Linked DNA regions of Homo sapiens: all the other regions are linked to region 3. The links are chromatin loops, found by intact Hi-C in ENCODE. Cell type or tissue: endothelial cell of umbilical vein. All regions are shown on one strand. Region 1 holds the start of LOC107984626 (a long non-coding RNA gene). Region 2 overlaps EFNB2 (ephrin B2). Region 3 has its middle 260 kb from the start of LINC00460.

Region 1 (8,000 bases), 260 kb after region 3:
TCTGGGATTACATCGTTGCTTCTTAACATTCAGGGATGCAGGGAACTTCCCAGCATTTATTTGGAAAACAGTGTAAAAGCTAAGAAATTAAAGTTGTTTGAGCTATATTAGAAAATCATTTATTTAAAGGAGGGAAACCATTGCAAATGAATGATATTGTTATTTTGATCCTTAGGAAGACAATTAATTATCAACAACAAGGAAATGTGAATTTTTAAAAAGGCTGTATGCCCAATTAGTTTGAACCTAATTTAATTTGTAGCTTAAAACTAGAGCTACTAGTGAATTTAATGGTGGTTCTACCCACTGATGAATGACTGGGAATGCCAAACACATTCCGTTAGCTGTGATAACTCTGGGTTAGGACCTTGGATTAATGGGAATAATTTTAGTTTATCCTTTATCTATTCAGAATCTAGAGCGTAATCCTGTATACATTCACATGGTTTAGCATGTAATTAAAACAAGTACATATTAATCCTCTTATACTAAATGTTTTCCATAAATAGGCAATGATAGCAGGCTGAAATGTACATGAGCAAGATCTGAATATCTTTCAAAGAGTTAAGCAAATGGCAGATGACAACCTTGAAACATGGTGGGGAAAAGTCCTTTCCACTTTCTGTGACTATCGGTGCGTGTCACATTAGAGATTATTTTATTTAAGAAGCTTTCTTGCATGTTACCAGGATTGTCTGAATTCTAAGGCATTCGTCTCACTAAACGCTGTGACTGTCTTTGGGCAGGGCGGCAAATGGACTGGTCAGTAGAAAATAATGCAGATACAGTAAGGGTCTCTGGCTGTCTCTTCTGATTGACATCCAAAACCGAAGTTATTTTCCTTCCAAGGCATAGTATTCTGAAGCTCAAAGGTGGGTGTTTATGACAACCATCCATCAGAGACCTCTTTTCTACTCTGTGCCAAACCGTGTAGCCTGTCATCTCCGGAGGGGTCACCTGGAGACCTAGGTTCTTCAGGCCCCTCCCAGAGAGGTGAAGGTCAACAACAAGGACAATTTCTGAAAAGGGGGGACCGCTCCCTTGGATTTTCCCCACCTACACATTCCTTCTATCAGCAACGGCGACTCACCCTGCAGAGCCTGCCCCACAAACTCATGCACACACAGCTGGTTTTTACGTGGAAAGTCAGTGTTCATGATCCAGTTGCAGCAAGGGCAAAAAAGATCTTTGGTATTTTCTCAAGCCACCAATTGAGAGTCGACTCAATACAGGGAAAAAGAAAAAGAAAACCTGAAAAGAGAGCATGTGGGCTCTTAGAGGAAGAATTCCGGATGACAGAAGCTCTGCTAAGAATGGGCTTTGAAGGGAATAGCTGTGGGAAGAGTATCTCTCTAAGTCAGGCTGAAGATTTGCCAATCCTCAGGCTTAGAGGAAAGGAAACCGAGCACCGCTGAGAGCTGAGGACTCAAAGCAACTTTTGTTTCTTATCCAGTAATGCCGCTAATGGGTCTTAAGGTTGTCAATTATGGCTTGTTGCAGGTACAATTTCAGAATGTTACTATCGTGTATAAATGAAATAACAGAACTGGTTAATAACAAAACCACAAGCTTTTTGGTAACTGATAAAAATCATACAAAATACTTTAAAAATTGAAATATATTCCTTGCCTACTTCTGCTTACAATTCCAGAAATACTCTCTTTATTCATACCAAAAGATAAGAAATCAACTTTCATCTTAATGATTTTAAGTATAATTAATGATTTTAAAGTATAATTCTTAAAGGTCCAATAACTTTGTTCAGAAAAAGATGATAATAGCAATAAATATATTAGTTATTCTTACTGTAAAAAAAAAATACTTCTGATTGTGATCACAACTATTCTAACTTGTGATTTTTAAAAGATATTTTAAAGCTATACTTCATTGTTAAACATGTTAAATTTGTATCTGTTTCATAGTATATATTAATTTAATTGATAAAAAATATTTCACATTATCTCAGCTACATAAGTGACAGAAAAATGTAAGCAAGCTGCCGCAAACAACCTGAGTGTACTAAAAAACAAAATTTCCCACCAGATTCTCAAATATCTCCTGCCATGAAAGGACAGCTGTGTTAGTCTGAAGATTCTGTTGGGCCAGGAACAATAAGCCACAAGCACTGCAGGAAGCCAGTAGATTTCGAGATCTCTCTTCTTGGTCTTTCCTGCCTTACCCTCCCTGGAGCTGCCCTTTTGTTTCTCACCCTCAAATCACAGCCTCTTATTATTATCCTCTTTTTCCTTAAAAAAGTAAATCAAGATCTTATTATATACCTGTGAAACCCATTTGTCAAAAAAAAAAAAATAGAGAGGGTCATCTATTCTCCCACGTGCCATGAAGAACCGCCATATGCCTTATAAATGGCCAGTGTCAAGGTGCAGACGGCAGGTGGACATAAATTTCCCAGCCAATGGGCTTGGAAAAACAACAGGGTGCTTTCCATGTAATCTGCACCAGCACCAACACTGCTAGCTTGTCGTGCGTTTTGGTGCTAGAAAATCATACAGTGGCACCCACACTTGCCAGTGGGGTATCCTTTTCCCCAGTCTGCCTATTTTTGAGGTGTTATATTTCTTGACAATACCAAATCAATAAACCTAATTTGCAGCAACATACCACATTACAGCATTTTATATCACACTTCCAAGAAGCAGCAGTCTAAAATCTTGACAATTTAAACCACATACCAACTCCTGACATTTAGATCTTTTCCAGTAAAAAATATAATACATTTTTTATATAGAATATAGCTTCTGTCTTCCCTGCTTCTGGCAATAGCAACAGCACCTCAAATGGTCCTTTAGACTTAAGATGCTGTAGCTCACACCTTAGGTCCTTTCTTCTTCTGTGTACCTCTTTCTTATCGGGCACCAAGTGTGATGACTTCTTCAGAATGTCTTCCATTCCACTTCCAGTGGCTTTATCTTTCTCCAGTGATCAGTCATTTCAGACCCAGATTATCAATCCTTTTCTTATTTTCCTTACTACCTCTCATCTCCACTAACTCTAATTCGTTCTACTTAAACAGCACCTGATTGGTCTTCAAAAAATCGTAATGTTTTATTTCACTCACCCAAAGCTTTCAAAGGTTGATTCCCACTGTTTGAAATTGGCTTTCCCATTCCTCCAGCCTCTCTAGTCCAGGTTTTCAAGAGGCTCTCTCACCTCTCTACAGTGCACTGAGAGACCGGACTACTCATATACCCTCAAACACACTGCACAGAGGCCTCACACCACGCTTTCTTCATCTACTGCTCTGATGGGAAGATGCTTCCGATCACTCTGTACTTATCAAAGTCGTACGAGTCCTCCCAGTCTCATCTCAAATGCAGCCTCCTCCATAAAGCTCCCACATATTCCTGCCTGCAAGGATTCCTCTCTCCTCTGAATGTCTCTGTCTACTTACTCTCTAGATTTAATCTGTGCATTCCAATGCATCCTTTCTATATGTTTATTATCCATTCATAGACATACACATACAAATATAGATGCATCAGAATCCATATAAATATGTACACATATATTTTCTTTATGTAATTGCTATCATAATAAATATTGTTATGTGACTTGCCCCTTTCTATGCTACCATATATGTGGGAGATCTGACCATGGGACACCTGGAGGATAATGGGTGCTTATTTCTTTTCTGTACATCTGTATTTTTCAATTTTTCTTGTATTTTACATTTTAATCTATTTATTTACTTATTTATTTTGAGATCAGGTTATGAAACTGGCTACTTTTTGTATTTTGGGTAGAGACAAGGTTTCACCATGTTGCCAAGACTGGTCTTGAACTCCTGGGCTAAAGGGATCCAGCCACCCTCGGCCCTGCAAAGTGCTAGGATTATAGGCATGAGCCACTGCGCCTGGCCCAAATTTTCAACAATAATCACATACAGACTTTGTAATGGTGCATGCAAAAAATGTCATTTGCAGACCATAAAAACAAGCAGATAGAGAAGATGTCAACATAAGGGATCATGTTCTCGACTTTCTGTCTAGTAGGGAAAAAAAGATCATTTTTCACACTTATAAAAATAGATAATGGAGAGCACAAATAGCTTATCCACAACGATAATCATGTTTTTGTTTAAAATATACTTAAGGGCCTACTAGGCTCAAAGGACTCTGATGCTCAAGCGCAAAAATGAATCAGCACCAATCCCCCCATCAGAGTGGCAGTTTCTACAAGTTCGCAGTAGGGCTCTTATGCATATTGTGTTTCTTTCCTTGAAGCTCCCCTTACAAAGAAAAGACATCTTTTCAAAGAATTTCATTTGACAGCAAGGCCAACCTATTAACCATGATGTTATAGACAAGAGTCTATTGTTATGCAACGTATTTAATTGCTTGATTTTAATATTTAAAAAATGCTATTTTAGGTGCTTTTGAACTTTCAAAGCACTTTCATAACTATTACCCCATGTTACATTCTCAATAGCCCTTGTGGTAAGTTAGGCATCCTCCTCCTGCAGACAGGAAACAGACCCAGGCGGCCACGTGCCCTTGCCTTAACTCACCCAGCTAGCAAGACAGCAAAGGAGATGTCCCGGCTTCTAATTGTATGCCTTTCCCCTGAACCAAGCCAAGGAATGAACCTTATTTTTTGACAAGAAAGATTTAGTCCTGGTCCCAGAACGAATTTTAACAATAGAACTGTGTTATAAATAAGTTGCATGGTGAGAGCCTGGTGTACAGTGAACTCTATTTTATAGCCAAGACCATGTGGCACACACTGAGCATTCCAGTCCATCTTTTCCATGACTAACCTGGGTAACTATGAACCAGGAAAGAGATTTGTTCAAGCACATTCCACTTGACAAGCACAAATAAATTTACTCAATTGCCTATATTCTAAAACTATCCGAGTAACAACACCATCACAGAAATAAAAGACATCAAGTTGGTGACAAACCTGTAAGTTCAGGCACATGTAATGTCCAAAAAAATACTGATTTTCCTGTCTGACCGAATGCTGGGAATGAGTGGGGGTAGGGGACACTCACACAAAAAGGACCATCTGTTACTTATTTAAGCCATCCTTAGACAAGAATATATTACTTTTCAGAGAGAAAAATATTGTTCTTTCCAGAGGAATAGGAATGTGATATAAACAATGAGATGAGATAAAGCTGTTTATATCAAAGGGTGAATCAGATTATAACACTGAAAAATAGTACACATTTCCTGTTATTGCTGCTATAAGTAAAACAGTATTTGAAAGACAAATTACCATGTTACTATTCTTGAAAATCCCAGGCTCTCCTATAAGTAATGACATTTTGGTACACATGAGACTAATCAAGTACAGACATATCTCTATCCACATAATTTAAGGAGGAAAAAAATCAATCTTTTCTCCTTCAAGAAAGAGAAGAGTTTCTTTTCTTTAAAACTTAAAGAACCAAGAAAAGTTTATATTTAAGACAAACAAAAACTGCAAATAGCGCAGGGAAGATATGAGTGGCAAGCATGCTCCCAGCGGGACTGAAGTGCAGCCTAGTTCTAGAGGCAATGTTCTGGGTCATAAACAGCAGGCAGGAAACAGACGGTCCCCAGACTTGAAGTGCTTGCAGCAGTTCACAAGCCCCGAGGGACCTCTGCAACCACGGCTTCAGTGACATGGAGGGCAAGGAGGAGTCACAGCCTCACCTGTGGCAGGTGGCAAAGCAGCTTTCTAGTGTGAATCTCACACACACACACATAAACATGCACACACACAGTTGGCCTTCCTTACCCATCCTGCCACCAGTTCTCGCATGTGGACCTGTGTACCTATGGAAGCCACCCTGGGTCCCAGCATGAACAGACACCAGGCACTGTCTCAGCAAGAGTCAAGAACAGGTCCCTGCTCACCTGATCTCACCTCTTAGCAACTCTCATTTTCCGAAAGAGAGAGGCAATGGCAGCTACAAGTCTGGGACATCTGCTCTTCTCTAAATCCAGTGAGAAGCTGATCAGGGGCATCTGCTCTTCTCTAAATCCAGTGAGAAGCTGATCAGAGCCCCCTTCTCACCTGCTGACAACCAGGGTAGCATGTGTGTCCCCACACTCAGAATGACAAGCAAGCAGCCAAAGCCACCTTGAATGACAGCCAAACACAGAGCCTACCCACTAACCACTGTCCCCATGTGCCCTAGGCAGAGGGGCTTCCCAGGACAAAGGGACTTCCAGGGCTAACACAGGAAAGTCCCAGGCAAACCGGGGCTGTTAGTCACCCTTTGAGGGTGTTCTCTGGGCCACGGCTCCTTATGTCTGCTCACCTGTAGGCCCTGCCCCAGGAGGCTGCTTTAGGAAGCCCTGGGCCGTCAGGGTCTGATCTGCTTTTCTTTGAAAGTCCTTAACCTCTCCCTGTGTAAGTGAAGAGTGGTTTGAATGGTTATAGTTGCTTTGCGTACATCTTAAATAAGAAAAGTCCATTCATGTGGTCTAGAAAGGAAGCAATAATTCTCTTTTCTGGCTGGATTTTGGTTTCTGGTTTTTTTTTTTTTTCATTGGAGACAGAGTCTCACTGTGTTCCCCAGGCTGGAGTGCAATGATGCAATCATAGCTTACTGCAGCTTCTACCTCTGGAGCTCAAGCAATCCTCCAGCCTCAGCTGACCAAGTAGCTGGGATTTCAGGCACATGTCACCACAGCAAGCTAATTTTTACATTTTTGTAAAGACAGGGTCTCACTCTTCTGCCCAGGCTGCTCTTGAACTCATGGGCTCAAGTGATTCTGCCATGTCAGCCTCCCAAGTGCTGGGATTACAGGCTTGAGGCACCATGCCTGGCCTAGGAATAGGTCTTAATCAGTGCTTCTCATTTGGCCACGTCTGGAGACCCCTCTGGTTGTCACTGTGGGAGAAGCGGTGCTCATGACATCTCCCGGGTAGAGCCAGGGTGCCGCTGTGCCTCGCACAGTGCCCGGGGCAGCCCGCACGGCACAGCATTACCTGGCCCAGAATGTCCATTGCACTGAGGTTGAGAGACCCTGGTCTATGTTAATCCTGGGACAGGATCAGCAACAAGCTAAGGAGGAGTCGGCTGAGAGGCTCATTCGGGGACCAGAGGTCTCCCTAAGGGCCCCTCAGCTGACACACTTCCCCAGCACCTCTTTGTGGCAGGGCAGGCCAGCTTTCCCAAAATGAGCTATGCGGGTGAGGCTTCTCCTTGGACTTTCCTCCTTCTTCTCCATTCTTCTTCCTTTCCAGCAGGCCGGACCCCAGCGCTCGCCTCTCCATGCCAGGACGCTATGTGCCTCGGTGAGTCCCTGTGCGCGCATAGCAGAGGCGCTCTCCCTTTCCACGGGGTACTGCTTTCCCTGGGAGACGCGAAGAGGAGAGGAGGGCCCGAGTTCAAGCAGGGAGGGAATTCAGAGAGCAGTCATTCACCAAGTCCCCTCCAGCCCCAGCCCTGTGAGCCAGTCCTGCGGGTCCTGCCTTTCGCTAAGAGATTCCCGATTCCGCTCCCTCCGGACGCAGGGAGGTTGAGCAGGGGACACGCAGCCTTCGCCCTTCCCAGTTTTCTCTGTGTGGCCTCTGTCTCTCTCTCTCTGTCTTCAGGAACCAACAAAAGGCAAATGAATTCATTAGGGAGACCAACACCCGCCATGTGCCTTTCTTTTTTTTTTTGAGATGGAGTCTCGCTCTTTCACCCAGCCTGGAGAGCAGTGGCGCGATCTCGGCTCACTGCAAGCTCCGCCTCCCGGGTTCACGCCATTCTCCTGCCTCGGCCTCCCGAGCAGCTGGGACTACAGGCGCCCGCTACCACACCTGACTAATTTTTTGTATTTTTAGTAGAGACAGGGTTTCACCGTGTTGGCCAGGATGGTCTCGATCTCCTGACCTCGTGATCCGCCCGCCTCGGCTTCCCAAAGTGCTGGGATTCCAAGCGTGAGCCACCGCGCCCAGCCATATTTGCCTTTCCTTTTTTGCTTTTTCAGATGGGGTCTCACTCTGTCAATCAGGCTGGAGTGCGGTGGCCCGATCTCAGCTCAGTGCAACCTCTG
Region 2 (8,000 bases), 380 kb after region 3:
CCGGCCCTTCCAGGCGTGGCATCCTGGGGCACCTGCCAGGATGCTCACAGCCCTCTCGTCCACAAACCACTGTCTTCCCTTGGCTTCTGCAGAGGCCTGAGTGACCGCAGCACATGGCTTCGAGGAGGAGACGTGGGACGCGGCACAGCAGTCCGAATGGGCGTCTTCTGCACAGTCTTCCAGCTTCCAGGGAGCGTGTGTGTTCACCAAGGCCGAATGCTACAAGACTAGGTAAGCTGTCCAGCGCGACGGGCTCTTCCGAGGAGGAGTGTCCCTCTCCCCCGGTGCTGTGCTTCAGTCAATTCTCCAGCACGCGGGCTCTCAAACCCTCAAGGGAGGCATCGGGACATTAGGTGTCCTCTGGGAAAGCACAGGTACCACCAGGGTCCCTCTCAGACCTTGTAGTAAATGTTCGCCGGGCTCTGCGGGGGCATCTCCTGGACGATGTACACCGGGTGCCCGTAGTCCCCGCTGACCTTCTCGTAGTGAGGGCAGAAGACGCTGTCCGCAGTCCTTAGCGGGATGATAATGTCACTGGGCTCTGAGCCGTTGTTGTTGCCGCTGCGCTTGGGTGTGGCCAGTGTGCTGAGCGACAGCGTGGTCGTGTGCTGCGGCGAGTGCTTCCTGTGTCTCCTCCGGTACTTCAGCAAGAGGACCACCAGCGTGATGATGATGACGATGAAGATGATGCATCCTGAAGCAATCCCTGCAAATAAGGCCACTTCGGAACCGAGGATGTTGTTCCCCGAATGTCCGGCGCTGTTGCCGTCTGTGCTAGAACCTGCAGACGCGGAGACAGAAAAGGTCAGAGATAGTTACTGCTGTCCCAGTGCAGACGGACTGCTTTTATGACCCTTAAAAATGTGAAAAATAAGCCAGGCTTATTACTAACTAGAAGCTGGACTTTGCCTCGCCAATACCTCGTCTAAGAGCTCAACGCAAAAGGAAATGAGAGGTATCTCTAGGAGGGACTTCCCTACCCTCCCAAGCCACAGGGTTTCCTTTGTATCATTATCCAGCAAGAGCACAGACTGTCGGTGACAGCCAGCCCTTGATCTTGCTTCATCTTCTAACCCGTGTCAGCCAGCCTGGGGCAGCGGCAGGGAAGAAAAAGGGAAGTGGCCAATTCTCCAGGTCAGCGGTGAGCGTTTATGTGGTATTGCTCTTCCGCCTCCTTTGAGAAAGGGAGTTTCATGCAAACCTTCAAAGGGCCTGCCTTCTAAAGAAGAGCCCTGCCTCCTGGCAGAACAGAACAGCTCGGGAACGCGGAAGGAGTGAGGGGGCCTGGGAAAATGTTCAGCTCGTAACTCGTCTGTATTATTTGATTTACACTTAAAATATATTTGGAAGGCAGCAGAAACTCTCACACCGAACAGACTGCCAGCCCAAATGTTAAGCACTAAAAAACTGCCTGGCATCATTATATTATCCATTTATCAGTTTGTCACAAGAATTTGACACATCTTGTCATTGAAAGTTAGAAATAACAACTTCCCTCCTTGACTCTTGGAAAGGGATGGAATATTGCTGCAGACGATAAATTTGCACAACGACCAAGCAAGCACACAACAATCCTAATACAAAACTGCTGATGTCTGCTCAACAGCTACTCTATAAAACCTTCATTAGCATGGTAACAAATACAGAACTATTTGTTCCAAGACTGTTAAGAAAACGAAGGTCAACGACGGACAATTTTATCTGGTATTCTACACTTTTGTCAGGGACCTGTTTAATATTTTCTTTTACATGGAAAATGTGAAACAAAATAACGATAACCACCTGAAAAAATACTATTATGCAATATTTAAAAATGTTACCATTTAAAATTTAGAAGAGGATCAATTAAACCCTCTGTGGCTTAGATATAATTAGATGAGGGATTAGCACATTAATTACATATACATTAACATCAGCTTTAAGCTGGAGTTGACAACCAGCTTGATAAAATGTCAGCCAATGAAACCTTTGGCCTGACAGAGTAGTTCTAATAACTGGCACTTACAGCTCATGAACTCTACTCCTTTGAATATATGACTTTCATTGGAATGAGTTATTTTGTTCTTATTGAGTGTAATTAATAATGACTCACTGACAGCAAAGATTCCTGATCACTGTAACTTCCAGCTAATCCTAACTGGTTAGAAGTCTTTAGACTCTGCCCTACCTTTTAAGATACTACTAAGAATGTGGTACCCACAGACCTCCATACACACAGATCATGCTGTTATACCTGGATTTGGTTTTACAAAGGGACTTGTTGTCGAACTTCTTCCATTTGTACCAGCTTCTAGTTCTGGACGTCTTGTTGGATCTTTATTCCTGGTTGATCCAGCAGAACTTGCATCTATATGAAAAACAAATGATTAATTACGGCACAGACATCTGACAATATCTAGCTTTAGGAGCTGCATATATATTTCAACAGGCATGAATAGCAATGAACATAAGAGTCTTTATGCAAAGTACTGTGAAATACAAGAATATAATTTTTCTTTTAAAACAAAATGGTTATACTAGTTATTTCAGAGGTTTAGAACGTGAGGCCATCTGTGGAAACTATAGGGATTCTTGCATTTGGCAGGCAAAGCATTGCAGATGACATTTCAATTTAACTGAGCAAGTTGATTGACTACTATACCAATTTTTAATTAGAAGAATAATTATTTCTTTCTGCACAATAGGTTATCTATATTGGAAAAGTCACAATGAACAAAACTCTTCTGTAGTCAAGATTCAGAAATGAGCAAAACTGCACAAGCTTTTAGTTTTCATTCTGGATATTTTGATTTTGAACCAAAGTGTTTTGCTTTTTAAAAAGAAATATCTATCTATCTATCTATCTATCTATTATCTATCTATCTATCTATCTATCTATGGCAATAGACATTCTACCTTGCTGATCTTAACTCTTAGATCTCCAATAAAAGCTTAGTACATTGACTTGAGGAAATCTGTCAGTGGCTCAAAGTGCAGAAGGGTTTGCTTTGAAAACTAAAAAGAAGAGCGAATGAAGGTGGGCATCGGCAACATTAGCACCATACTAGCTGGGGGCTACACCAGGTCACAGTGGCGTCATGAAGCAGCAGATGGTCTTTACCTTGTCCAACTTTCATGAGGATCTTCATGGCTCTTGTCTGGCACACCCCTCCCTCCTGGTTATCCAGGCCCTCCAAAGACCCATTTGATGTAGCTGATTAAAAATAAAATGGACAAAACAAAAAAATAAAGAAAAATCAGGAAATCAATAAGCCAAGTTTACATGAACATGAAATGTCTGAAAACAATTTGAAAAATAAGAATTCACTCTTAGTCACAAGTTTTCTGAAAGTATGGGGATGCTGAAAGCCAAAAAGAAAAAGAAAAAGAAATAAAGAGAAATGGATATCGGAAACACTGCCGCACGTATGCTATCTGACTCCAAATTTATTTAGGCACTTTCTCCTTCCTTCACAAATGACTGATTTAATGTTAGTCTATAAATAAAAGGGATGGCATCCTTCAAAAAGTCTATGGACTCTTTTGGGGCCAAACTCAGAAGAGCAAAATAGTTAATGCAGCCATTTCCAAACGTGGTAATCATCCCCCCACACCTGCTTCCTCCACTGCAGATTTCCTGCTTCAAGAACAATTAGCTTGACGCTCTGTTTGTCAAGCATCCAAGTTCTGTAAACACTAGACCAGGAGCCTCCCACAACCCTTGTCTTCTTTTTTCAGCCTTATGCATGCTTAAGAAGTATACCAGAAATCAGGTCTTCAAAATCTCCCCTTTTTCCTCCATCGTTTTGTAAATCAGAAGAACATACGTGTTATTACTGCCAATGTCAACCTTAGTCAACCTCTTCAACCAAACTACCTGTTGCGGGAAAACTCTGGCTGAATAGAGGGTTCACACACATGCCCACCACTCATTCTGGGTCCTGTGGCAGCCCTGGAGAGAAAGTGGGGACTTTTACCAGCCACTTGCTGGTGTTCACCAACTGAATTCCCTCTCCACCTCAGCAGTGAGGAGTGGAAGGAAGGACAGAATCATTTTACCATTTTCAGCATTTTTTTTTTCAACAGCCTATGCTCTATTTAAACACATCCTTGTTCTGTCTCTTTAGACCAGCGAGGTCTCTGAATAGCTTTGTAACTCAAGCTGTAAAGAGATAGGCTGCCAGGTACTTTAATGAGAAACAGGCTTTGAATTACAGTTCAAGTTCCAGGAGAGAAAAGAAGGTGGAGAGTGCTAGACATTTTCATTCCCCTAAAGTTCAAGGGGCAAGGAACAAAAGTGTTTCATATACATTTCTGCAATTTAAATCCATTTTCTACCTGATTATCAAAGTCTTGGCTTGTAACACTGTACTTTGCAAGGGACTGAAAAAAGGATTGATTTTCTGGTAAAAATAAATCCCAAAGACATTCTTCTAATGGGATTGTTTGTTTTCCAAACAGTAGGTCAGCAAACAAGTTCTATATGCATTTATGGTAGAAATATGCATTCCACTGAAATTATATTAACTACAAAAATAAGGCACTTATTTACTTGTCTTTGTGGTCTTGAATTAACTTTACTTTCACTGTTTTCCTCAAAACAAAGACTGCCTCTTCTGTGCATACATATCACTGTGCTTCTCTGAGTGCTTGCTTAAACTTTACAGTCTCACAATTGCATCTCATTCTTCTGTAACTGTGGATAAATTTTTCCCGGGAAACTGGGCAATAATTGCCATAATAATACTTGTCTTGGAAGGGTAGTAAGAAGCAGACAGTATCTGTTTGTAGATACAAACATTGTAGACCATTAAGAAACTATTCAGCAGACAGCTTAAAAAAAAAAAAACCTAAAAATTTTGTACACTTCTGTGAATCTAAAAAAAATCTTTTTAATTATTTAATGGGGCTATTAAAATTTTTTTTTATTATACTTTAAGTTCTAGGGTACATGTGCACAACGTGCAGGTTTGTTACATATGTATACGTGTGCCATGTTGGTGGGCTGCGCCTGTTAACTCGTCATTTACATTAGGTATATCTCCTAATGCTATCCCTCCCCCAGTCCCCCACCTCACGACAGGCCCCGGTGTGTGATTTTTTTCAGTTCTTCATTCTGCTCTTTCCCTTTTCCCTCCTCCAAATATGTGACTAAATTTTAAAGTATCCTTTCCTCCCAGAGGCTTCAAACTATGAGTTTCTATGAGCAGATCCTATTTCTGGACCATTTCAGAGCAGAGCTATAATCTTCAATTAATTGTTGAGAATTTTCCTATTTGATTTTTCTAAAAAATTAGGATATGTCTGCATATAGAAAGAAGTGAAAGGCTGATGTCTCTATCTGGCTGATAGTTTAAAATGTTTGGTTTACTTCATTCAGGTGGAATCCCAATGTTTTTAAATTCACAAGCACATAAATGAACCTACACGCAAAAGTGCACTCAAACTCAAAGTTAACTTACTTTGAGTTACTTACTCAAAGTAAGTAACTGACTTTTTGTTGCTAAAAGTTTCAACACTAAGCTGAAAAATGACAAAATGAGATCTGAAGGGCAGTGCACAGAAAGAAAGGGGAGGAATACAGATGTATTTATTTTAATCTTGAGGGGGAAAAGACAGTCAAAGATTCAGATCCAAAAGAAAAACAATTAAATGAGTATCAGCAAGAGAAAAACAGGCACAGTAGAGCAGTTACTTGTAAATAGAATTGAGAACTGCGTCTGCAGAGGGAGAAACTGCTGATGACTTCTGCTTTGTCAAACTGGAAGCACAAGAGGTGCACATTATTTGATTTTTTTTTCTTTTAATTTGTAGGTCAGTGCCTTTTCTGAATATCAATGCTTTTGTGCGGAGCTCCCTAGGTTTACCAAAACGGGGTCTTGACAACCACAAATGTAAAATCTCTAGAGTATTAAAATTCAATTGGAATCTATAATTTAACATCCACAGACTATAAGACAGTAGGAGGAAGGCTGTGTTGCATAAGAATGAAACTGCTTTGCACCTTTAAGAGTGAAAACTTTTTTATTTCTTGGTTTAAAAAAAAAGTGTGTGGGGAAGAGGGAAACATTCAAGTCTTAGAGTTGAAGAAGGAAAAATCTACAGATGCTGCCTTTGTAGGTTCCTCTGAAGCCACAGGCTATTGCTTGTTTGGGGGAGTGTGCTTGCCACGTGGGGAGCAAAAGTGGGCTGAACAGTCTGAATGCAGACAGTTTTTCTGCTATATTCAGCATTTTGCTTCTTTTCCTTTTAAGTCAACCTGTGACTTGCAAAGGGTACTGGAAGATACTGAAAAATTCACTACTAATATCAAAATAACATCCCAAATACTTGGTTGCTTATAAAGGGGCATTTAAAATACAGTTACACGTTCCACCAGGAAAGATTTTTGCCATGAGTTAGAAATGATCTAAGGTGCCATGAACTGTTTTAACCCAGTTAGTACACTGGTACTAACTGAAACTCCAGGAGGTAAACTTTACAAGTATAACGTAATTCAAAATGACTTCAGTCTATTTTATACTTGATGTAAGTATAGCTTCCCATAGTGAAAATCACCTTTCTTCTCCCCTGCTACATCCTCATCACAGAGTGTAATTCTTATGCTGAGGTTCCAAACCCCCCTCCTTGAACAGTGACACAGCTAAAAAAAAAAAGTCTCCTATCCCAATTATACCTCCTTCCTGGCAGCGAACTCTGAAATAAAACCACAAGATTAATATTCTGATTTCTCCTGCAATAGTCACCAAGAAGCTCTGAAAGGCTTAGTGGCTGATTTTGAAAAATAACAAGAAATTGCTAATGCTTGGGAAAAAAAATCTATTTCCATTTCAGGAGACAATTCTGCAATTATTTTCATTGTTCATTTGAATGTACTGGGAATTTTTAACTTAGAGAAAGAGTGAAAATAAATTGTTAGTTCATTATACTTAGTTTTTCTTTGTATCTTTCTATCAGCGTGATCTAATGCAGCCACAATCATAGTATTGCTACATAAATGAAATCACATTTAATCATTCAGAGATAGAAAAAATAACATTGTTATAACTAAGCTTTTAGGGCCCAGATATTTTTTTTCCCTTGGCTCAGGAAAAAAATAGACTTTACAAATTTAAAAATTACCAGAAAATTTCTCTATCCAGTTGGAAAATAGGCTTAATAAAGATACATGGGCATTTTACAGCCTGTTTTTAAAAGCTTTTGCTTCAGGGGTCTAACTGCATGTAGTAAGTATATAGAAGTCACTACATTGTTCCCCCCAGGGCCTAATTTCCAGTGGGTAGAGATTACTGCTCAGCAAAAAAGTTCCTTGCGTTCACATCGTCTAAAAGTTCTGCAGCACATCTGAAACCACACAGCTGCCATCTGCGGTTTGCCATCTATTTGCACCTATACTTATCTGCAGTTCTTAGTCACTGGGAAGAGTATACTGGTTATCTGAGTAGGAAAAAAAAGAGAACCAGTGAGTAACTGTAAAGCAGACTGGAAGGGCAAGAATATTTCTGGCTGTGCTTTTTAGCCCATCCCCAGGAAGAGGAAGTAGTACTCCATTTTCACATGTCTTCATCTGATGTTCACCGCTCTGCTCCCAGGAGGCTAAGCTCCAGCCCCACATCTTGGCTGTGTTTAGTCCACCACATTGCTAACAGTGTGCTAATCAGATGGACAATCAAACTTCTGGATTTGCACCGATATATGGGTCTCACTGGCACAGAGATGTGAAACGGGGAAGCACAAAAAAATCCTACAGAATAATGGTATCACAGTTCTTATGGAAAGAATGAAGCACCAGGAAATATAAATACTATTGAGGGTATTTCAAATTATTTAAAAATGTAGCGTATTTGTATGGGGCCAGGATGGAGGAGAGGGCAGATGGACACTTGGAAGCAAGTATTTGTATCAACTCCGTTGAAGAAGTCCAACAGAGAGACATGATAAGCATCCAGGGTCATGAAAACCACAGAGTCGTCAGAATAAAAACGTTGCCCTTACATACAGCTGCACTGGACACAAGTTAC
Region 3 (8,000 bases):
ATTATAATACTGAATCTTCTTTTTTTTCTCATTTTTATTTCTACTTGGTCCTTCTTTAAATTTGTAATACGTCTTTTTCCAAGATATTGTTTGATTCTAAACCCATACACTGATATCAAAATTAATTACTTAACAAAATCCCAAGAATGAATCTTACATCCTTAAGGAGAAGAACATTAATCTGACTCAGACTGACTGAATTTAAAATTTATTTGCAGTTAACATAAAACATTCAGTTTTAAGATCATTGTTACATTTTCAAACAGGCAAATCTTGAAAGACTTGCCTAGATTTGCTCTCAGCATAATTTATATATTTTTTTCTCTAAGAAATAGTTTAGCTTCCACTTAAAATGCATGATGTACATATCTGCCATATTTTGTTTTATTTTAGAGATCTAAATTCTACATTAAGTAGAATATGCAGTTTTAGATTAAAAAAACAGAAAACCTTTTAAATGACTTGGTGTCTTTTTTTATGTCCTTTCAACAAAGTGGGCTTTAGTCAGTGGGATGAAAGTAGTAAAAAAAAAAAAAAAATTTAAGAAAGGAAGAAATAAAAATGTTAAAAGGACAAGGTGAATTAAAATCATGGTAGCACAAGTTCGTGGTCTACAGGGTAAAATGTGAAGACAAGGCCAGGCATGGGGACTCACGCCTCTAATCCCAGCACTTTGCGAGGCTGAGGCCAGGAGTTTGAGACCAGCCTGAGCAACATGGTGAAACCCCATATCTACTAAAAGTACAAAAATTAGCCAGGCATTGTGGTGCGTGCCTTTAATGACAGTTACTTGGGAGGCTGAGGCAGGAGAACTGCTTGAACCTGGGAGGTGGAGGTTGCAGTCAGCTGAGATTTTGCCACTGCTCTCCAGCCTGGGTGACAGAGCAAGACTCTGCCTTTGGGAAAAAAAATTGAAGACGATCACAGTCATACACGTTACAGGACAGTCTTCCCTACTATTTGACAAAGGCATAAGAAGCCCTCCATTGTCAGTTTTCTGTAAGGTTAGATTTGAATCAGAGATCCAACTTTCTATGACCATGTTCCCCTGAATTCATTGCATCAGGTTTTAGTGGTCACCATAGGAAGCAGAATCTTGAGAGAATGGAACCTAGAACAGGCACCTTGTTGATGGGGGTGAAAAAGAAACAAAGAAATTGGAAATATGTGGAGTTTACGTCCAGAGGGGAGAGAGGAAGAATGACTATGTGAGGAGAAACATAATTGGTCAGTGCATTAAAGAAAAATTTCATCATATGACCATTTTTTCCCAAGGCCAAGTCAAGAGAAGTCATGATTCAGCACAGAGAGTAAGGCTGGAAAAGACTTACAAGAAATGAGAATTATTTGAGTTGCTCATTCCAGTGTCTTGGCCTTTTTCATAGCCATTTTTGCTATTTTCCTATCCTTGCATTTCTCTCCTTTTCTTAACATACTTTTGACAAGACAAAAAAACAAAATGACCTGCAGTCAAATCACTGTTTCAAGTAAGAAAGTATAGAATGATAACAATATTTTAGATATATTGGTTTCAATAAAATATATTATAAAATTTTTTTTAAAAAGAAAGTATAGAGAAATCTCTTCTAGCAAATAGTCGACTTCCTTTTTTAATTCCTTAGGATAGGCCCAAACATATTAAGTTCAATGTCTGTCTGGGACATACCATATTTACTCGTGCAGTTCTTAAGTTCATAAGGGATTCCCAATCACAGCTACTGAAATCTTACCCATTCCTTCCCACCTGTCAGTGGTTTTAAACCTTGGAAAAATTGGGGCAGGGGTGGGAGAATTTCAAAAGAGAAAACAGAAAAATCAAAGAGAACAAAAGACGAAGGGAAGCTGAGAAGAGAAACGTCAGATTGGGAGAGTGGGTATCTGTGGGAGATGCTGCATTCACTCAGGAGGAAGGAAGAAGAATGGACATCACCAAAAATCTATCAGCCAGGCTCTCTCATTTCTTCTCTCCTTTCGTTCGTTCCAAACGTCACACAGGGAGCACAGATCCAAAGTACTTCCATTTTTTTCTCACAGTAGAATAACTTCATAGAATAAAATTCTACACTGTTACAATGAAATCCAGCACAAAATATTTTATTTTGTGACTAACATTTGAAATGATCCCAAGAAGATAACTTCAGCCAGAGAGGAGATCTCCCTCTCCAATCTTGGATCTGGGAAAAGCACCTACCCTTTTGGCTCAAGATAGGACATAAGAATGGAGGTTTTTAAACTCTCCTTCTCAGTTTTTTCTTTTCTATATTTCCTGGAACAATTCCTGGGACTAGACATTTGAAAAGGTGAGATAAATTATACCAACCTTTTCAGGATCACATATCTACTGTATGTACAAATAATAAACTCATCTGTCGTGCTTAAAGCATTCCAATAACTAAGGGTTTGCAATGTCTGACTGGGATGATTCAGAAAATACATGTCTTCCACAACTATTTTTATGGATCCCTAATTTGGATTGTTATAGCTCATCTCCCTCTCCTGATTCTTTTAAACTATATCCAAGCCACATAAAATAATATATTCTACCAGACATTCCTTATTTCCTTCAACACCTTCACTGAATTAAAATCAGAAGCTAAAGAATGCAATGTTTCTTTTCTGTACCCTAGGCATAATTCCAGTTTTGACTCATATGTATATAAAGTACGTAAGCATCTTGATTCTTCCAGATCATTTCCTGACCTAACTTCTTTGAAAACTACATAGAAGAGGTAAAAGAACAGTATTGACCCTTTTATTCTACATGGTAGGGCCCTTCAGAAGTCTAAACAGTCTTTTCTGCAGTTTGTGGTGAAGATTCCTCCTTAATTGCAGTCCTTAAAAACATCTATCAGAAGACTAATAGTTTTGTTAATTGAATTTTTTTCTTTATTCATCTATGTTTCCAATAAATATTTTGTCACTATTATAGTTAGAGAGCCTTTGACCACTTAATGTCCAAAACCAGTCCAAGCCTGTCTTCAAAGCATTCCAACAGTATCATAATCTACACAATTATGTCTACAAAAATTGGGTTTAAAAACCACTACTTTTTAGGTGACTTCTCTTTTTACATTTTTATTTATATTTTAAGTTCCGGTACACGTGCAGGATGTGGAGGTTTTTTACTTAGGTAAACGTGTGCTATGGTGGTTTGCTGCACCTATCAACCCATCACCTAGGTATTAAGCCCAGCATGCATTACCTATTTTTCCTAATGCTCTCCCTCCCCACACCCTACCCCCGACAAGCCCCAGTGTGCATTTTTCCCCTACCTGTGTCCATGTGTTCTCATTGTTCAGCTCCCACTTATAAGTGAGAACATACAGTGTTTGGTTTTCTGTTCCTGCTTTAGTTTGCTAAGGATAATGGCTTCTGGCTCCATCCATGTCCCTGCAAAGGACATGATCTCATTCCTTTTTATGGCTGCATAGTATTCCATCATGCATATGTACCACAAACAACCCCATTAAAAAGTGGGCAAAGGACATGAACAGACACTTCTCAAAAGAAGACATTCACACGACCAACAAACATATAAAAAAAAAAAGCTCAACATTACTGGTCATTAGAGAAATGCAAATCAAAACCAAAATGAGATACCATCTCATGCCAGTCAGAATGGCAATTATTAAAAACTCAAGAAACAACAGACGCTGACAAGGTTGTGAAGAAATAGAAACATTTTTATACTGTTGGTAGGAATGTTAATTAGTTCATCCATTGTGGAAGATGGCGTGGTGTTTCCTCTAAAATCTAGAACCAGAAATACCATTTGACTCAGCAATCTCATTACTGGGTATGTACCCAAAGGAATATAAATCATTCTATTACAAAGATACATGCACATGTATGTTCATAGGTGACTTCTTTTTTAATGAAAACTGGGATATGTGTATGAATTTCAATAATGGAATGGGGCTAGGGAGCACCTGAGAAGCTTTAGGATGAAAGTAGGGCAAATACATTTACAGGGTTGAATACAGAATAAGGTAGTTTATGTTATAAAAATAAGAGTTATATGGAATATGCCTGTTTAAACTGTATGTAACCCTTCCTCCACCTTCAGAAGGGTATGCTGTTCTGTTCCTCATTTAATCCCAGGTACACAATCAGGAGAATGCTCTTATAACCAGGATAAGCCTGTAATGAACAGTCTCCTAGCTATTTACTTGAAATCTGTAGCTCATTCTTTGTTTTCAGGCAAAAACACATAATAGCAATCAACTTTTGAAGGAAATAGGAGATCCAAGACAATGCAAGCATTTGAATCTCAATTTGGACATCTCTGGATTGTGATCCAGTTAAATAATGCCTCCCACTGTAGTTCCTCAGTCCAGTGCAAAGTCAAGCCCCAAATGGCTGAATGAAAATCTGAAAGGCTTGGAGAAAATAAATGGACTGTCTGCTTTTCATTATGTTCCAGTCTCAGGATGAGGATACATCTGGTTTTCTGATTACACTTTCCTGTAGTAAAGAAAATTTTAGCCTAGCAGGTCAAACCAGCTGATGACTAGCCAGCTCCAATTACTGACCTGACCTGCTTCTAACCTCAAAGGGGAAAAAAGAAAACCCTTTTTACTCATTCTTAGAAACCGAAATATGGGTGTAGAAGGTTGTTGGTTTTTTTCCCTTGATTAATTAAAGTTGCTTATTCAAATTGTGCTTTAGTACATAGTCTTTAATTATAAACAAAATAATGCCTGACTTCCTTTATAAAACAACACTCTAAGGAAAAGAGAAAGAGAGGCTAGACCCTTTTATTCTTGTAATAAAAAACAACAAAAGCACAGCAATTTCAATATGGCATTTGGAACTTGATTTGTTCTATTTAATGAATAAAAGATAATAGTATTTCTGAAAGGAGACAGTGTCTCTTTAGATAAGGCTTTTCAAACACTTTTTTGTTTGTTTGTTTTTGTTTTTGTTTTTTGTAAATGGGCATCATTCTAAGAGCCATTTCCAACTTACAAATAAATATCACCATGGGTTTCAACTAACTCAACTAACTCAACCAGCTTTGCTGGTATATTCGAAATATGTTCACCAGATCTACCTATAGCTCCACCTGAAAAAATTCCGCACCGCTTCCCAATTTATGAAGGGATTGCACAATAATTTAACACAAATTCTGTCAAGCATTTTAAAGCAACAGGAAAAATCCTTAGCTCCATGTTGAGAGAAAGCTAATTCAAGCCAATCCCTTGCAGGAGAATGCACATAAACCCGCCACTTCTGTTTGCATGTTATGATTTGAAATGTAGTTTGTTTCTTAGGTGAATGTAGCTTTTGTATTAGGTTGAACCATCTGAAATTGCCAATATTTGACTTTTTGGACCTATGAAAATGACAATTTCAGATGGCTCAAACTAATTTTAAAAAGATACTGTATGTAATGAAATAATTATATTCAATATGTCTAAATAGTCATTTCTTTAAGTCTGTAACCAGACTTTTAAAGATAATTATTTTCCAACTTAGTGGGATGATGAATCACCAGCAACATTCCTAAACTCTATTGATATGAAGAAACAGTCTCTGTAGTGTGTTTCTGCAACGATACTTTACAAAAAAGCAAACTTCATCCCTCACTTCAGAAGAAACACACAAATATTCATTTTGATTTACATTTTGTACCATCCTTGTAAAGCAGGTAGCGGTTTGCCCATTTTAGCCATAAACTAATTAAGAGAGAGAATATAAGTAACAGGGCAAGAATTACTCTGAGTCTGCTTCCAAATCCATCCCCAGAACCTGGACTTAACTCTCTTCTTTGGAGTATTTAAATCTCACTCAGCAAATGAATGCTGATTCTCTGGACACTTTTAATGAGTATAGATCTGAATAGTCCATAGATGCTTGCTTTAAAGGCTTTTAATTAAATCATGCAAGTAAAAATACAAATAAAAAGTATGTGTGCATTCATGTTATCATGTCTGATTGCTTCTCCTCTTTTTTATTCCATATTCTAATGAACATATTTAAGTTTCAATCAACATTTTTGCTGATTTTTATGTGTCAAACTCGTCAATGGCTTCTGTTAAGTCTGAAAAGTTACTGGGTTAGGAAGAACATTGCATTATTAACTAGAATCTGAAAAATCAGTAGAAGAATATTAACGGATCTAATGAACATAATGAACAGCATAGCCTTATAGAATGGTTGGCAAAAAAATACACTGCAGAGGACCACGCAACATTCTCTTTAACGTGTGCACGTTGAGCACATGACTGCAAAGCCCACTTCTCTTTCACTTAAGGTGAAGATGCTTCCGCTGAACCTCCTATCTGACAGCATTCCCACAGCCGAGCAAACGTTTATAATTAAAAGTTTTTAGCATGCCAAGGCAGGAAGTTGCTCTCTGGGCTGCGCTCCTGCTTTTCATTCTGTTCATTTGCCGGTTTTAAAATGACGTCCTTTCCATTTTGCCGCCTGCAGTGCAATTCAGAGCTGACCTCTTTGTCTCTCTGTGTTCCCCCACGCAAAACAAACTGCACCCACACATTGCTCAGCTGCTTGTCTGCAACCATGAACTACTTTCACACCCGAGGGAGGAATGTCCCTTTTGTTTTAAAGAAACTGAAATGTTGAATGTTTTCAACCAAGTCTACATCCTTTCGTGCTTTTGGTATTGTGTCTACCAGAGGTTGATGGTTCAATACAGTCTTGGTAACAATTATAATCTATCAAAAATAACAATATCAGCAACCATAAATGCTCAGAGGAAATCATAAAACACTACCTGCCTTGCGTGCTCAACAGATAATCATGCCCACTCTAATCCCAGCTTTAAACATCAGCATTTTCCCCTCTAGCACTCTCCATTTTAGGACAAGGCTTCTTAAAGAGCTCGCTGCACTCCCTGCCTCACATCCTCACCCTCCCAAGAGTCTCCTTATCCCACTGCCTTCTGACAGGCCCTGCCACCATCCTTTTTTTAGGGATTCCCAGTGACCTCTATGTAGCCCAACCCAATGGCTCTAAGAAAGTTACCTACTATCTTTCTTTGACACTGATGAGAATACCACTCCTGAAACTGCCTTAACCAGAACCCCTGACACTATTTTTTTTCTTTCCTTTTTTTTTTTTTTTTTTCTTTGAGACAGGGTCTTGCTCTGTCACTTGGGCCGGAGTGCAGTGGAGCAATCGCAGCTTACTGTAGACTCAACCTTCTGGGCTGAAGCAATCCTCCCACATCAGCCTCCCAGGTAGCTGGGAGCACAAGTGCATGACACCACTGCTGGCCAATTATTTTTATTTTTTGTAAAGTCAGGTTCTCACTATGTTTCCTAGGCTGGTCTCAAACTCCAGGGCTCAAGCAATCCTCCCACCTCAGCCTCCCAAAGTGTAGGGATTACAGGTGTGTGCCACTGCACCTGGCCAGCTTTTCGATTGCCTTTTTTTTTTCCTATCAGTCCTCAGTTTCCTGCATGGCCCCGCCTGGCCTGCCTGCTCCTTGAGTTTTGGTGTTCCTAAGATTCCTGACACGGAATCTCCTTCCTTTTACATGTATTCAATTACCCTGAGCATTCTCAAGGTCAACCACAGTGTCCTTCCCTTCCCCAGAACTTCTTCTCTTCCTGACCAGATGACCCACAGGTAGCACTGCCAAGCCCAAACCTAAATTCACCATCTTTCTCAGCATGGATTTCTTATTTCACATGAAGACACCAGTATCCACTCAGCATCTTAAGCCAAAAACATCAGCATTGTTTCTGACTGTCCCCTCTTCCTCACTCATCACAGTGAATTTGTAAAAGGCCTGTCATTTCTACCTTCAAAATGTCTTCAAACATCCTCAACCATCTCATCATGTCTGACCTGTTCCAGTCAATTAACTGGTCCTGACTGTCCTAGTTCCAAGCTATACTCCACACGACTGTGTGAAGGGCGTAGCATGCAATGCACCCATGCTGCCACCCTATTTATCACCCCTCAATGGCTCTCCCCTGGTGCTGGAGATGGTTCAATATCTTTTCCACCTACTCCAGGCTTTTCACCAT

What was found. Hi-C counts contacts between places; a loop is a spot of excess contacts. Peaks named below come from ENCODE experiments on the same cell type or tissue, not always from the same donor. Only the 100,000 strongest peaks of a DNase experiment are listed, where the experiment ranks them.
Region 1: a loop joins it to region 3, with 2.1 times the contacts of the local background. A loop is called at or near these places in 4 of 110 quality-filtered maps.
Region 2: it touches region 3 in a loop (1.9-fold over the local background); 2 of 110 quality-filtered maps call a loop at or near these places.

The regions. Positions count from the first base shown.
Region 1 is chr13:106,367,935-106,375,934 of GRCh38, forward strand. It overlaps LOC107984626 (a long non-coding RNA gene), which reads right to left and starts at 6,050. Exons shown (of 4, transcript XR_001750000.2): 1 at 5,865-6,050. RefSeq lists a silencer at 4,907-5,201 and enhancers at 5,572-5,631, 6,032-6,491. In endothelial cell of umbilical vein, no CTCF peak of the experiment used is centred here; DNase peaks (open chromatin) are centred at 4,937 and 6,267; H3K27ac peaks cover 2,128 bases.
Region 2 is chr13:106,492,648-106,500,647 of GRCh38, forward strand. EFNB2 (ephrin B2) reads right to left here. Exons shown (of 5, transcript NM_004093.4): 3 at 3,101-3,193; 4 at 2,234-2,347; 5 at 1-781. The coding sequence ends at 393. Among named protein-coding and RNA genes, the nearest start is that of EFNB2, 39 kb to the right of the region's middle. RefSeq lists enhancers at 1-333, 481-1,680. In endothelial cell of umbilical vein, no CTCF peak of the experiment used is centred here; DNase peaks (open chromatin) are centred at 3,584 and 4,638; H3K27ac peaks cover 1,683 bases.
Region 3 is chr13:106,112,735-106,120,734 of GRCh38, forward strand. No RefSeq gene overlaps it. Among named protein-coding and RNA genes, the nearest start is that of LINC00460, 260 kb to the right of the region's middle. In endothelial cell of umbilical vein, no CTCF peak of the experiment used is centred here; a DNase peak (open chromatin) is centred at 4,437; H3K27ac peaks cover 1,235 bases.